Linked DNA regions of Homo sapiens: region 1 is linked to region 2. Evidence: chromatin contacts called from ENCODE Hi-C or POLR2A ChIA-PET data. All regions are on one chromosome and are shown on one strand. The core of a region is the stretch at or near the end of the contact, and the rest is flanking DNA. Distances in the headings are between cores, read along the strand shown.

Region 1 (6,065 bases), core at 628-3,127, 94 kb before region 2:
ACCAGCATGGCACATGTATACAGATGTAACTAACCCGCACATTGTGCACATGTACCCTAAAACTTAAAGTATAATAATAATAAAATAAAAATAAAGAAAGAAAGAAAGAAAGAAATAACAAAAAAAGAAAAGATAAAAAAACAACTCCTTCCCACTTGGGGCAGGGCAATTATACCCATTCATTCTTAGGCCTTCAGGCAGTACTAGGGAGTGACCCCAGCCGATTGCCCTCAATTTCCAAGGAGCCAGTAGGCAACAGCCTCTGAAAGACTGAAAAAGAAAGTGGGATGGGAGTGGGGGGCGGGAAGGTGGAAATGAAAAAGACCAAGGTTCCTTAAGCTAATGAAGAGGTGGCGGTCAGCCTTCTCCACATGGAAACCCCTTAGTTTCACTGGCCATGGCCAGAAACCTGCAGTTGCTTCCATGTTTACCTGCTTCCCACCAAGGGTCCCAAGTTGGAAAGGAAAAGAGAGAGGGAGAGAGAGAGAGAGAGCCCCTGAATGGAGCAGAAAGGAAAGGGAGAAAAATGAATCCCAAACTTTGGGCTTATCTCTTCCTTCTGGCTGGCTCGCCAAAATATGTTAATGGTGGAAGGTGTCTAGGCTCTTGACGTCCTCAACAAAGAGTTGGACAAAATGCACAAAGCAAGGAGGGAAGGGTTTTATTGAAAATGAAAGCACACTCCACAATGTGGGAGCGGGCCTGAGCATAGGGGATCAAAGGCCCTGTTACAGAGGTTTTTTGAGTTTAAATATCCACTAGAGGATTACATTGGTGACTTGGTGTACACCCCATGTAAAGGGAGAGGATGAAATAAAGTTACAAAGTCATTTATAGTGTATGCCCTATGGAGAGGATATTTCCTGTTATAGCTCAAGTGTGAACTAGCCTCATATTCTCTGCCTCCAGACCCTATTTTCCTGCCTCGTTAGGACAGCTATGTTATTGTGGCTAGGCCAGAAGTTCCTGCTCATCCCTCACTGTGGTGTAAATGCTACAACATCCTTCCCACTTCACAGATGAGCAAAGGCAGTCTCAGAGACATTGAGAGACATGCCTGGGTTCACACTGTAAAGTTTTTGCAACGCAATAGCTTAAACATTAAAAATATTGATTTAACACGTTACCATTTTTTATGTCAGCAATAAGGGAGATTTGCATAAAGGAGTCAGATGTTCCTTGTACTAGTTTTCTGTTTGTAATTTTTGTAGCTTTGACATTATCTCCAAATTAAAGTTTACAGAAAAAGTGATCATGTTTTGACTCCCACTAAAGCCAGCCCTCGGGCTCCATGCTTTTCATGCATTGTCTGCAATTCTCCTATGGCTTGCACGTGGACATCAGTCCACTCCACAGATGGGGAAACTGAGGCTTGGTGTAGGTGGGCAACCTGCCACAGGTCCTGATGGAACTGGTTAGGCGTCTGCACCCAGGTGCCTGTGCCTCCCAAGCCCATATTCTTTCCATCCCCTTGAGTGGCCTCTGTAGTCAGTCTTCAAAGACCTGTCCTTTAGGGTTTAAATAAAGTGTTCACAATTTGGGACTCAGTTGTCCTGTGTCCCCAGATTTGGAAACCTCTCCCTGTTTGGTGCCTTCCACCCTTCAGAAGTCAGCTCAGCCTCTCTCTTCAGAAACAAGATCTGAAGTCCTCATTATCCAGCAAAGATGAGGAGGAGGAGGAGGAGGAGGAGGAGGGGGAGGGCCAAGAGGAGGTCTCAGTGGCTTCACTGATGACAAAGAGGCAGCTGGAGGCTCCCTGAAGAGACCAAAGCCCAGGAGCAAAGGCTGGAAACCTTCCAGAAGCGGAACCAGAGCCAACAATAGAGGAGCAGCAATTAAAACTCCACTGGCCTGGGCCCAAGGGGCGGCACCTCCCAGTGCCTTGTGCCTGCCTGGGGAGGTCCTGCCTGCGGAGATGACTCAGCACAGCCCAGGGGCAGGCCTGCAGCGACCTGTGGGGCAAAACCCAGAGCAGAGGTGGGGCCATTCAGCACCACTTTCCCACCCAGCTGAGAGCTGGCAGACCACACCAGGCACCACCACCAGGCTTCCTGCAGGGCAATGCAGGCACCAAGAGAAGAACCCCAGCGGTGGACACATCTCACTCATTTTAAAGCTCTAAACAGAAGTCGTTGTTTAATCTCCCATTGAAGTTGGATTATCTCTGCTTCTGCTAATAAAAGCTGTCATTTATGGAGCACTTACACCAGCAACATTTTATCAAAGGGAATATGATGTTCCTCATGTTGAAGGTGAGGCTCGGGTCATTTAAATAATTTTCTCAAATCATGTGGCTAAGAGGAACAGAAACTATTGCTTACACAAAAATCTCCTTTATACCAAATCTCATGCTTTTGACCAGTGGTCAGACTGCTGGTGTTGGTCTTCACATGTGCTGCAGCCTACATGGTCGGGCGTCCAGCCCTCCCATGGGTCGAGTCCTCATTCTAATCTATCCCTTAGGGGCTGTGCACTCATCTGGCCACTCTGGTCCTCTTGAAAGGCTTTGCTGGTTGACTCACACTCCGCGGGTTTCCTCCTGAACGGCACACATTTTGGCGGCTCCCCTCCCCTCCTCACCCTCTGGGTGCTGGATGCCCAGGGCTCCCTCCCAGCCTTCCTTCCATCCCGGCCCTCACTCCCTGCCTTGGTGTTCTGGCTCACTTGTACCCATAGCTCTATGGACCCTCTCCCCCAGCCTCTCAGCCTCCCTCTCCAGTCTGGACTCAAGATTGGAATCTCTGCCAGGACATCTTGTAACATCTCAGACCTCTTTTTTTTTTTTTTTTTTTTGAGAGTCTCACTCTGTTGTGTAGGCTGGAGTGCGGTGGCATGATCTCAACTCACTGCAACCTCTGCCTCCCAGGTTCAAGAGATTCTCCTGTCTCAGTCTCCTGAGTAGCTGGGACTACAGGTGTGCACCACCACACCCAGCTAATTTATTTATTTATGTTTTGTATTTTTAGTAGAGATGGGGTTTCACCACATTGGCCAGGCTGGTCTTGAACTTCTGGCTTCAAGTGTTCTCCACCTGCCTCAGCCTCCCAAAGTGCTGGGATTACAGGCGTGAGCTGCCACACCCAGCCTCTGACCTCTTATACTATCTCAGACCTCATGTGCCCAGGCCAGAAGTCTCCACTTTCTCCCCCACACCTGTTTTTATGCCAGTATTTCCCATTGCAGTTAACAGCGTCAACTTTACTCAGATGCCCAAGCCCCAACCTAGGACACACCCTTAATTTCTACTTTTTCTTCACCTGCCTCCTCCAGCCAGGGAACCAGAAAGCTGTTGGGCCTCTGTCTTCCAAACATACCCCAACTCTATCCACTTATCCCACGGGTTTTCCACCACCTGGTCAGGCTCCAGCCGTGCAGCCAGGACCCCTTGCCTCAGTTTCCCACCTGGACCCCCTTGTCGCCTATGAGCCTTTCTCTATAGGGCACTGGCATGTGGCTCTGTGAAATGCGCTCCCCGGTCCTCCCCTCCCATGGTTTCCACCCTCTGAGGAACATCCAGACGCTTACGTTTACCCCAGGACCCTGACGAGTCTGCCTCCTCCTCCTGCCCTGAGCCATATCCTTCCCAATCTCCCAGGGCGCCTTCTGCTGCTGCCTTTGTTGCCTTCCTGGAAACTTTGAAATATTTCTCAAGCTGGGATCCCTGGATGAGCAGCATCAGCATCCCCTGGGACCTTGCTAGAAATGCAAATTCTCGGATCTCAACCCAGACCTACTGCCTCAGAAGTTCTGGGGATGTGCCTGGCAACGCGCATTTAACAATGTTAAGTAGACTCAATTGTGTCCTCCAAAATTCATACGTTGAAGCCCTAAGCCCAGTGTGACTGTGTTGGAGATAGGCCTTTAAAGAGGTAATTAAGGTTAAATGATGTCATTAGGGCGGGTCCTAATCTGGTAGCACCTGTGTCCTTTTAAAGAGAGGAGGACACAGACACACACGGCGGAAAGTCCATGTAAGGACGCAGGGAGAAGACGGCTGTCTGCAAGCCAAGGAGAGAGGCCTCAGGAGAAACCCCCTTGCCCACACCTTGATCTTGGACTTCCAGCCTCCAGGACCATGAGAGAATGCATTCCTGTTGTTTCAGCCCACCAGTCTGTGTCTTTGTCACAGTGGCCTGAACAGGCTAAGATGGGGTGGGTCTGGGAAGCTCCGCCCTAGCATGCCAAGCTGGGTCCTGCCTGGGCATCTTCACCGGAGCTTTGCCTCTGCTGGACGCAGCTGCTTCCACTCTCCTACAGCTGGCTTCTTCACTGCAGAGAGGCCTGCAATGGGATGTTGTTCTCTTGAAGGACCCCTCCCTGATGTCTAAGGACAGTGGCCCTGCCACAGCCCTGCTCAGTCCCCCACCTTCCCCTGCTTTCCAGCGATCGCCCTGTGTCCCCTCCAGCAGACAGTCTATCACTATGAATCCTCTTGCTTCTTTGTGGCTGTTTGCCCTGTGTATCCTGCACACTATGACATGAAATACTTAAAAGCAGGATTCTCATTTCTTGTTCAACATTTAATTTCCAGCACCAAAGATAGTTCCTTCAATAGACAGTAAGTGCTCGATAGTTGGTGAATGGAAAGGAAACCTCCCTCTTGATATAACAGAGATGGGAAAGGTCAGGGAGGCCTGGGAGTACATTTTGAATGGCTTCTAGCCTTGGATGCCCAGATACCACACATACATTCAAGGACCCAACCTACAAGGGCAGGTACATGAACTCTGAAGCTGGACTCCTGGAATCCAGATCTGGGCTCAGCCACTGACCAGTCTCATGTTATGTGACCTCAGTTATGTGACCTCAACTCTCTAATAATAGGAAATGGTTCTATTGCTGTTACCATGATGATGATGATTGAAGCACAGAAAGAAAAGCCAAATGCCATGAATTCTTGTTCCTCTGAATGTCTGAGCAAGTGAGGATCAGAGGAGGACTGTGGAGGGAACCACTCCTTTAATAAAAATTCTGTGGCCCTTCCTCTGAAAGCCACTCCAGACCCCACCGAGTCCTGGCTGTCACGCTGCACAGCACAGGGGCCAGCATCCACACTGCACCTGTGTGGCCCTCCTTGGGCGTACAGACCACCTACCAGACCCCCAACTTGCAGCACTGAGTCCCAGGACCATGGAGACTGGGAGCCTCTTCTGCATGCAAGGACGGGCTTAGTGTTGATGAGCCTGGGGAAACATCTTTGCTGTCAAGTCTTCCATTTCTGCAGAAGGGATTCAGCCATGAAAACTTGACAGGAAAATCATGACTTCCAAATTACATATGCAAATTCCTTTCCTTTCTAGATGTTGATGTCTCTCCAAATCTCTCGCGGTTCATGCATTGGATACCTTGCCTGACCCAGCAGGCTGCAGGATGAGGAGCACAGTGAGGAGCTGGGGTCTCACTCCCACAGGTGGGCCCCAGAAGCACAGAGCAGGGGCAGGAGCAGACTGGATGATGGATGGCACAGGGTCCCTCCGGGATCAGAGGTTTCTTTTTGGCCTGGCAGCAGAGGTGGTTATCCCAAGACTAGCTCATGTCTTGTTGTGGCACCCACTTCTACATTCTGGAGAATTCAAGGTGAGAATACACATGTAGTGAGAATATGTGAATTACTGATTTTTTAACTTCTATGAACTTTTTGGCTCCAGGCTGCTTACTGACTGCTTTATATTGCTGTAATCTTTAGTATTTCTGGCTGGATTTTGTCATTTTAAAATATGAGATGATAAACCACTACAATTGATTTTGGTTTTGATTAAATTTGGAGTAATATGGTCCTATCAGTGAGGATTAAATTTGGACTGTAGGCTGGCATAAAACTCAGCCAACTGCTATTTGTGGGAGAGTAACAAAAAGTATTTCTCCCCTTAGTAAGAGACTTCTATGGCTAAAGCATCGCCTACATACTCTTGTTCATCCCACACCTGACCACCCCCTGAAAATACATCTTCTTAGCTAAATATGGCCTCCTGGATGAACTGTTTATGGACAGGCTCACTGATGGATGCATGGATGGATGGATGGGTGGATGGAGATTTTAGAGGATAATTCTATTAGGGGATAAA
Region 2 (5,946 bases), core at 1,229-3,728:
AAGCTACATATCTCCCTCGCAATTTACCCACAAGGAAACTCATGTGGGCCTCGAGACCTTCATCCCTAAAACAGTTCTGTTGAATTTCACCCTGGCAATGTAAACTGACAGCTTATCTTCACAGATGCAGGACAGAAAGTCATCCCTCTGCTCACCTGAGACAAATGCATATCTGATTGCTTCCTCTGCCCTATTGTTTATGTGAAAATACAGATTCACCGAGCCAGGCTAAACTGTGTATTCAGGGAAAGGCTGATCAAGGACTCAAAAGAATGTGACCTGGCACTGCCCTGGCCCTGTCCCACCTTTCCAGACAGAACCAATGTACATATTACGCATATTGATTGATATTTCATGTTTCTCTAAAATGTATTCAAGCAAGCTGTACCCCAGACACCCTGGGCACATGTCGTCAGAAATTCCTGGGGCTGTGTCGTGGGCACGTCCTTAACCTTGGCAAAATAAACTTTATAAATTGATTGAGACCTCTCTCAGATATCCTGGGTTCACAGTTGGTACTAACTATTCTCTTCTACCCACATCCTTCTGATGTGTACCCGTCTGATTTCTTTGGTTGCTTATCCAAGTGACCTTAGGTTCTTGGCTGACACATTCCCCGAGCAACACACCTCTCTATGGAGACATACAAGGCGTCAATAATAGACAAATTCTCTTTGTGGAATTCTTGCCCTAGCATTTCACAGCGAGAGATGCCCTCCCGTACCTCCATCACAACAGAGGAATCTGGAGTTCTGTGGCTGCCCACCCAGTTATCATAGGGACCCCGGAAGAACTCAACTAGCTGTCTCCAAATATAGTGAAACCTGGCATGTCCAAGCCAGCCAAAAAGGAGAGACAGAAACAAAGAAATGCTTAGAATATCTTGGGCTCTGCCAGGCATTTGATGTCTCCCATGATGTTTTTAAAACTATACTTAAACATCACCCCCTACTTCTGTCTTTTCTGTTCTCCAGCAAAACAAACCCTATATTCTTAGGAGATCCAGGGTCTTTGTAGGCTTTATAAAGGTGGGTAGGCCATGTGACCTTAAGGGGGCTCCATGTTCAGAGACGTGTTGAAAATGGTTGTGTTGAATTTATACTCAAGTCTCTGCTGTGGCTGCCTCACAGTAGGCAGACCATAATATTGCCTTCCCCTCTGATCTGGTTCCAGTGCCCTTGATTTTAAACTCAAGGCTTCCTCCCTTCACTCTGGACTCTGTAACAGAAAGCACAACAGTTCTTCAGTTACACAGACCTCCATGCCACCCCTTCCAGGATGTGTGACTCCAGGAATAAACTTCAACTACTTTATCTGGATCCACTTCTCAAATTTTTCTGCCAAAATATCTCTGAGTGGATTACACAGGGAAGCCCAGGAGCAGAGTCTAAAACTACAACCATAACATGTCCCTAACTTGCATGTTTTATTGTTCACATGAATTTGGCTTTCTAGTCCATTTGCTTTCATAGAAAATTTTCATTGTAAATTATCTACCCACCAAGTAAAATTGAAGCTCTAGGAAGATATGCCATGATTATACTGGACTATGAATTCATACCTTTAGGGGGAGTATGCATGGTTGAAAAAAATTAGATAAAGCATACAGTTGGTGTATAATAAATGTTGGTTAGTTAACATAGGTAATTTAGACAGTGGTCCAGGAATGGCCCCCCATGGTTGCCCTTATGCTGTCATGTCCTTGGTGCATATCCTTCTAACAGGGGTCCATGAAACCCCTTCCAATCCACTAAGCCAGGGCCAGAGAAGAAGCCTGTTTGCTGTCCCTGTTCTAGGCCCTCATTGGTCACCACCACTTCTATGATCCAAGACAGGGTTCCTATTTCCTGCCTTCTCCCATCTGCAAAATTAGGAGGATGGATTAATTTGTTCTTTTGGCTCCAAATTTCTATCCTGTGCATAGAATAACCTTGTACGAGACTTTCAAGTTTTCTCCCTAGTGGAACTGCTTTAAAAATAGATAAGGATTATTTGTAATTAATTTCCAACTACTTCTATGTAAATAAATATCTGCAAAATGCTTAACTCTCTCAGGTAAATGTTTTTTCTGAAGTATCAATAGTCACTCATTTGCTGAAAAAATCTTTTCCCTTGGTCCCTGCAGGTGTAAATTCCTGCTCCAGTCACCTGTAGAAGTTACCTCCAGTTCCAAACCCATGAAAATTATGCTAAGGAGATATCCCTCTACCTGCATTCGTGACACATGTCATCAGCAAGTCACGACTCTGACTTCAGAAAATTCATGATCAATTTCACACTCTATCTGTTGCTGAGGAGGATTCAATTCATTTTAGGCAAAGCCCAAATGACACTGCATTTTGTCTTTTTTCCCGTTGCCGATGCAGGAGGATTTGGAAGAATAACATTTTAATGGCTTGGAAACTGTTCCCAACAGAATTATCAGAGAGAGAATTTTTCAAGGGTTGCATCACTAAATGACCAAACAAAGACACAGTGTCTGGCTACCACCCACATGACTCGACTGTGAGCCATGTTTTCATAATGATGCAGTGAGATTTAGACACACCTCTTTTATATGTGATAAAAGGAATATTAGCAAGGAAATAAACTTACCTCAGAACTAAGAAGCTATCAAAAAGTAAACCCCACTTTGTGGTTTGTTCTTAATAATAATACGTGCACAAATGTCTTGGGCACATTGAGTGCATAATACACATCACCTCATGTGACCCTCATGCAAGCCCATTGGGATGAGTCCTGTTATTGTCCTCAGTGTACAGAAGGGGAAACCACAGGCTTCAAGAGGCTGGCTAACTTGACCAGCCACCAAGATGAAAGATGGGGAGGAACCCCAGGTAAATAAGACTCCAAAGTTCCTGCTCTCTGCTGTTGATTCGAATTCAGCAAGTCTGAATTAAAAGACTAAATTAAAGAAAAGGCTGAGGTATAGAAAGTACTATAGCAATGAAATGTTGCATTTCTCTACATATAAATGATTTAACTTTATTAAAGTATAAGCTTGAAGTTTTTAGAAAGCCCTTTTAGAGAGATAAAGAGAATTTATTTGAATTAAACAGAACTGTGTTGGCTTTAAGGGCATTTACAAGAGGTTTTGTTTCTTTAATAGGTTACATATTCTGCCCCAGGGCTGTCTCCAGCTGACCAACATAGTAATGAAATCCCCTTTTCTTGTTTAAAGGACCAGAGTTGATTTATTTAAAGCTTGGGTTGTCTCCATCAGCTTCTCTAGGGGAATGAACCTCTCCTCCACCCCTCTTCTCCCTATACATCACATTTCCCTCTTGCCCATCTCAAAGAAGTGTGAACCGATTCACAACAGGATGCTCCTGGGGGCTTAAGACTGACCCTCTCTGAGCAGAGCACTTGAGTAACAGATGCATGGCAAATGTCTGTAACACTCTGAGGAACTGGCATTGAGGTTAGCATTGCAGAGACATACAAAGGCACAATCCCTTCCTGGAATAATCTGCCGCTGGGCCCAGTTTTCCCACTCACACCTTTTGTGACATAATTTTGCCTCTCATTCTGGATGACTGTGGTAGACTTGTTCATTTCTCCTCACAGACTCAGGGCTCCAGTCCCATGGAACGTTTGCTGTTCCCTGAAATCATGATGCGGATCCCCACCCCTTGCCTTTGTTGCCTCTTCTACCTGGGCTGGCTTTTCCTTTGCCTCAACTCTGTTTTGTGGGAAAAAGGCAAGTCCCTAGGAAATGGCAGATCCAGTAGATTATGGAAAAATGTAGCATCCACTCATGGAGAGTGGGAGAGAGGTCCAAAGCACCCTCAGTGAATGAGTGCATATCACAGTTATTACTAATTTGCAAATGGTGTGTGGCACACAGGCAGTATGGGTCTGCATTCCCTTTCTCTTCCAATATGGAAAAAAATGTGTGTCACGCAGGGATTTTTTTTCCACACTGGAGGAGAAAGGGAACGTAGAGCCACATTATGGAGCCCCATCTCATAGAGGAGGCTCCCAGCACCAAGGAGACAGACCTGCTGCCCAAGAAGGCAAGAGCTTCCCGGCTGCAGACCCAGAGACTCGGTTGGCCTCACTGCCTTTGCTGCATCTGCTGCCGCGGTTCCCCATCGTGTCAAGACCTAAAGCCCTGCGACCACTGCCACCCCAGCCCACTGCCATACTTAGCCAGTCAGGTATTGTGCGTCTCAGTCTCAACCGTGCTCTTTTCGAAAGAGATACATCTTAGAATCCTTCATCCAAAAAGCCTCATCTCGCCAGTCAGTTCACAGAAGCCAGGCCATCCCCTGCGCCCCTGGAAGCTGTGTTCCTGCACCCGTGCTGCCTTTTATATGAGCTTTAGGGGCCTCTACGAGGTGACTAGGTCATGGGTGGGATTCACAGTCCCTTCTGAATGGGATCATAGCCCTTATAAAGTAGGCTACACAGAGTTTGCCCCCTTTGCTTTCCGCCGCAGGACGGAAGACACGGCGCTCACTCCCGGGAAGGGCAGCAACAGGCGCCCCTTGGAAGCAGCCTTCAGCGGACACCTGAACGAATCCGAGACTTTCCGACCACCAGAAGGGCAAAAAAATAATTTTCTGTTGTTTGTAAACAACAGAGATTTTTCATAACAGTCCAAACAAACTAAAACATATATTAATAGTTTGGGGCTTATGCTAGCATATCTGGAAGCATTGACTGCTGTATAATGTTATTTCTTTTGTCATTATGTAATGCAACTGATGCAGGCATGTGTGATACAACTTAAAAGAAGACAAAACCTTGGGGTCGGGGAGAGCGTATGGTAGACTCTGCCCCCACCCTCATCCCCGCTGAGAGACTGAATATACAAATGACAATGGCCAGACCATCTATAAAAATAGAATCTGACCCACATCCCCCAGCAACCTGCCCGGGAAGCCAGCCCCAGGGCTCTAGCAACCAGCCAAAAAAGCCAAACAATAGCCAGTGCAACAATCAGTCCCAAACAGTGAGACCTCATTAATAACTGACAGCCTCCTTAATTTTTGCCCCCAGGTCCAACTTAGGACCAACCTGAGAAAGCCAAATTTGCCCAGGACGGCACCATGGGTTTTGGCTGGAGCACAGTATTGCTGTTTGCTGTGATGGGAAGTCCACAGAAGGATCTCTCTTCTCCAGGGCTACTCAGAGTGTAGTCTGCGGAATCGACGCTGGTCCAGGAACTCTTTGCTACTGTATTACACCTTCTTGGGTTGCTGTAAAGAAATACCTGAGGCTGGGTAACTTATAAAGAAAAGAGGTTTAATTGGCTCACAGTTCTGCAGGCTGTACAGGAAGCATGGCGCTGGTATCTGCTTCTGGTGCGGGCCTCAGGGAATTTACAATCGTGGCAGAAGGTGAAGGAGAAGCAGGCACGTCCCATGGCAAAAAAGGGAGCAAGAGATAGAGAGAGGAGGTGCCACACACTTTTAAACAACCAGCTCTCACGTGAACTCACTCATCACCAAGACAATGGTGCTAAGCCATTCGTGAGGGGTCCACCCCCATGATCCACTACCGCCCACCAGGCCCCACCTCCAGCACAGGAGATTACATCTCAACATGAGATTTAGAGGGGATGAATATCCAAACCATCAGTTACCAAGCTGCAATTGAGATGTATATTGACAATGTTCAGAAACTTTCAGAGCAATTGTGGCATAGTTATGGTAATTATACCTATTGAATGTATGTTGAACCTAATAATTAGAAGTTGGGATTTATCATTTGCATCTTTTTTTAGTAATTTATTTCTATTTTACTTTATAAAAAGATTAATCTGCAATGAGTCAAAAATAAAAATCAAACTGATCTTTCACTACAAAGAATTTGAGAACCCTTGTGGCTGTTCTCCTTATAGAAATGAATGGAGTCAAAGGTAGTGGATGACAGTGGGTTATCGATAGATACAATGGAAACTCCTTGCATTAATAAATAAATGTGTGAGTTGAGTGAGAA

Evidence for each region. A loop is a pair of places that touch in the nucleus more often than their neighbours do. ChIA-PET counts read pairs that join two places held with the same protein, here RNA polymerase II (POLR2A). Pooled maps may share reads with other maps.
Region 1: a loop to region 2 is called in a map of Calu3, with 2.3 times the contacts of the local background. The contact joins two enhancer-like sites. A Hi-C loop is called at or near these places in 1 of 168 maps with a recorded cell type or tissue (Calu3) and 1 of 50 pooled maps. POLR2A ChIA-PET finds 5 or more read pairs at or near these places in 2 of 52 experiments (HEK293T and activated naive CD8-positive, alpha-beta T cell).

The regions. Positions count from the first base shown.
Region 1 is chr7:50,958,948-50,965,012 of GRCh38, reverse strand. No RefSeq gene overlaps it. Among named protein-coding and RNA genes, the nearest start is that of GRB10, 180 kb to the right of the region's middle. RefSeq lists an enhancer at 1,380-1,895. Within about 2 kb of position 1,877, at least 2 of the 41 ENCODE cell types and tissues checked have a DNase peak (open chromatin) inside an H3K27ac peak, as active enhancers do.
Region 2 is chr7:50,866,088-50,872,033 of GRCh38, reverse strand. No RefSeq gene overlaps it. Among named protein-coding and RNA genes, the nearest start is that of GRB10, 86 kb to the right of the region's middle. RefSeq lists an enhancer at 3,684-4,184. Within about 2 kb of position 2,478, at least 4 of the 41 ENCODE cell types and tissues checked have a DNase peak (open chromatin) inside an H3K27ac peak, as active enhancers do.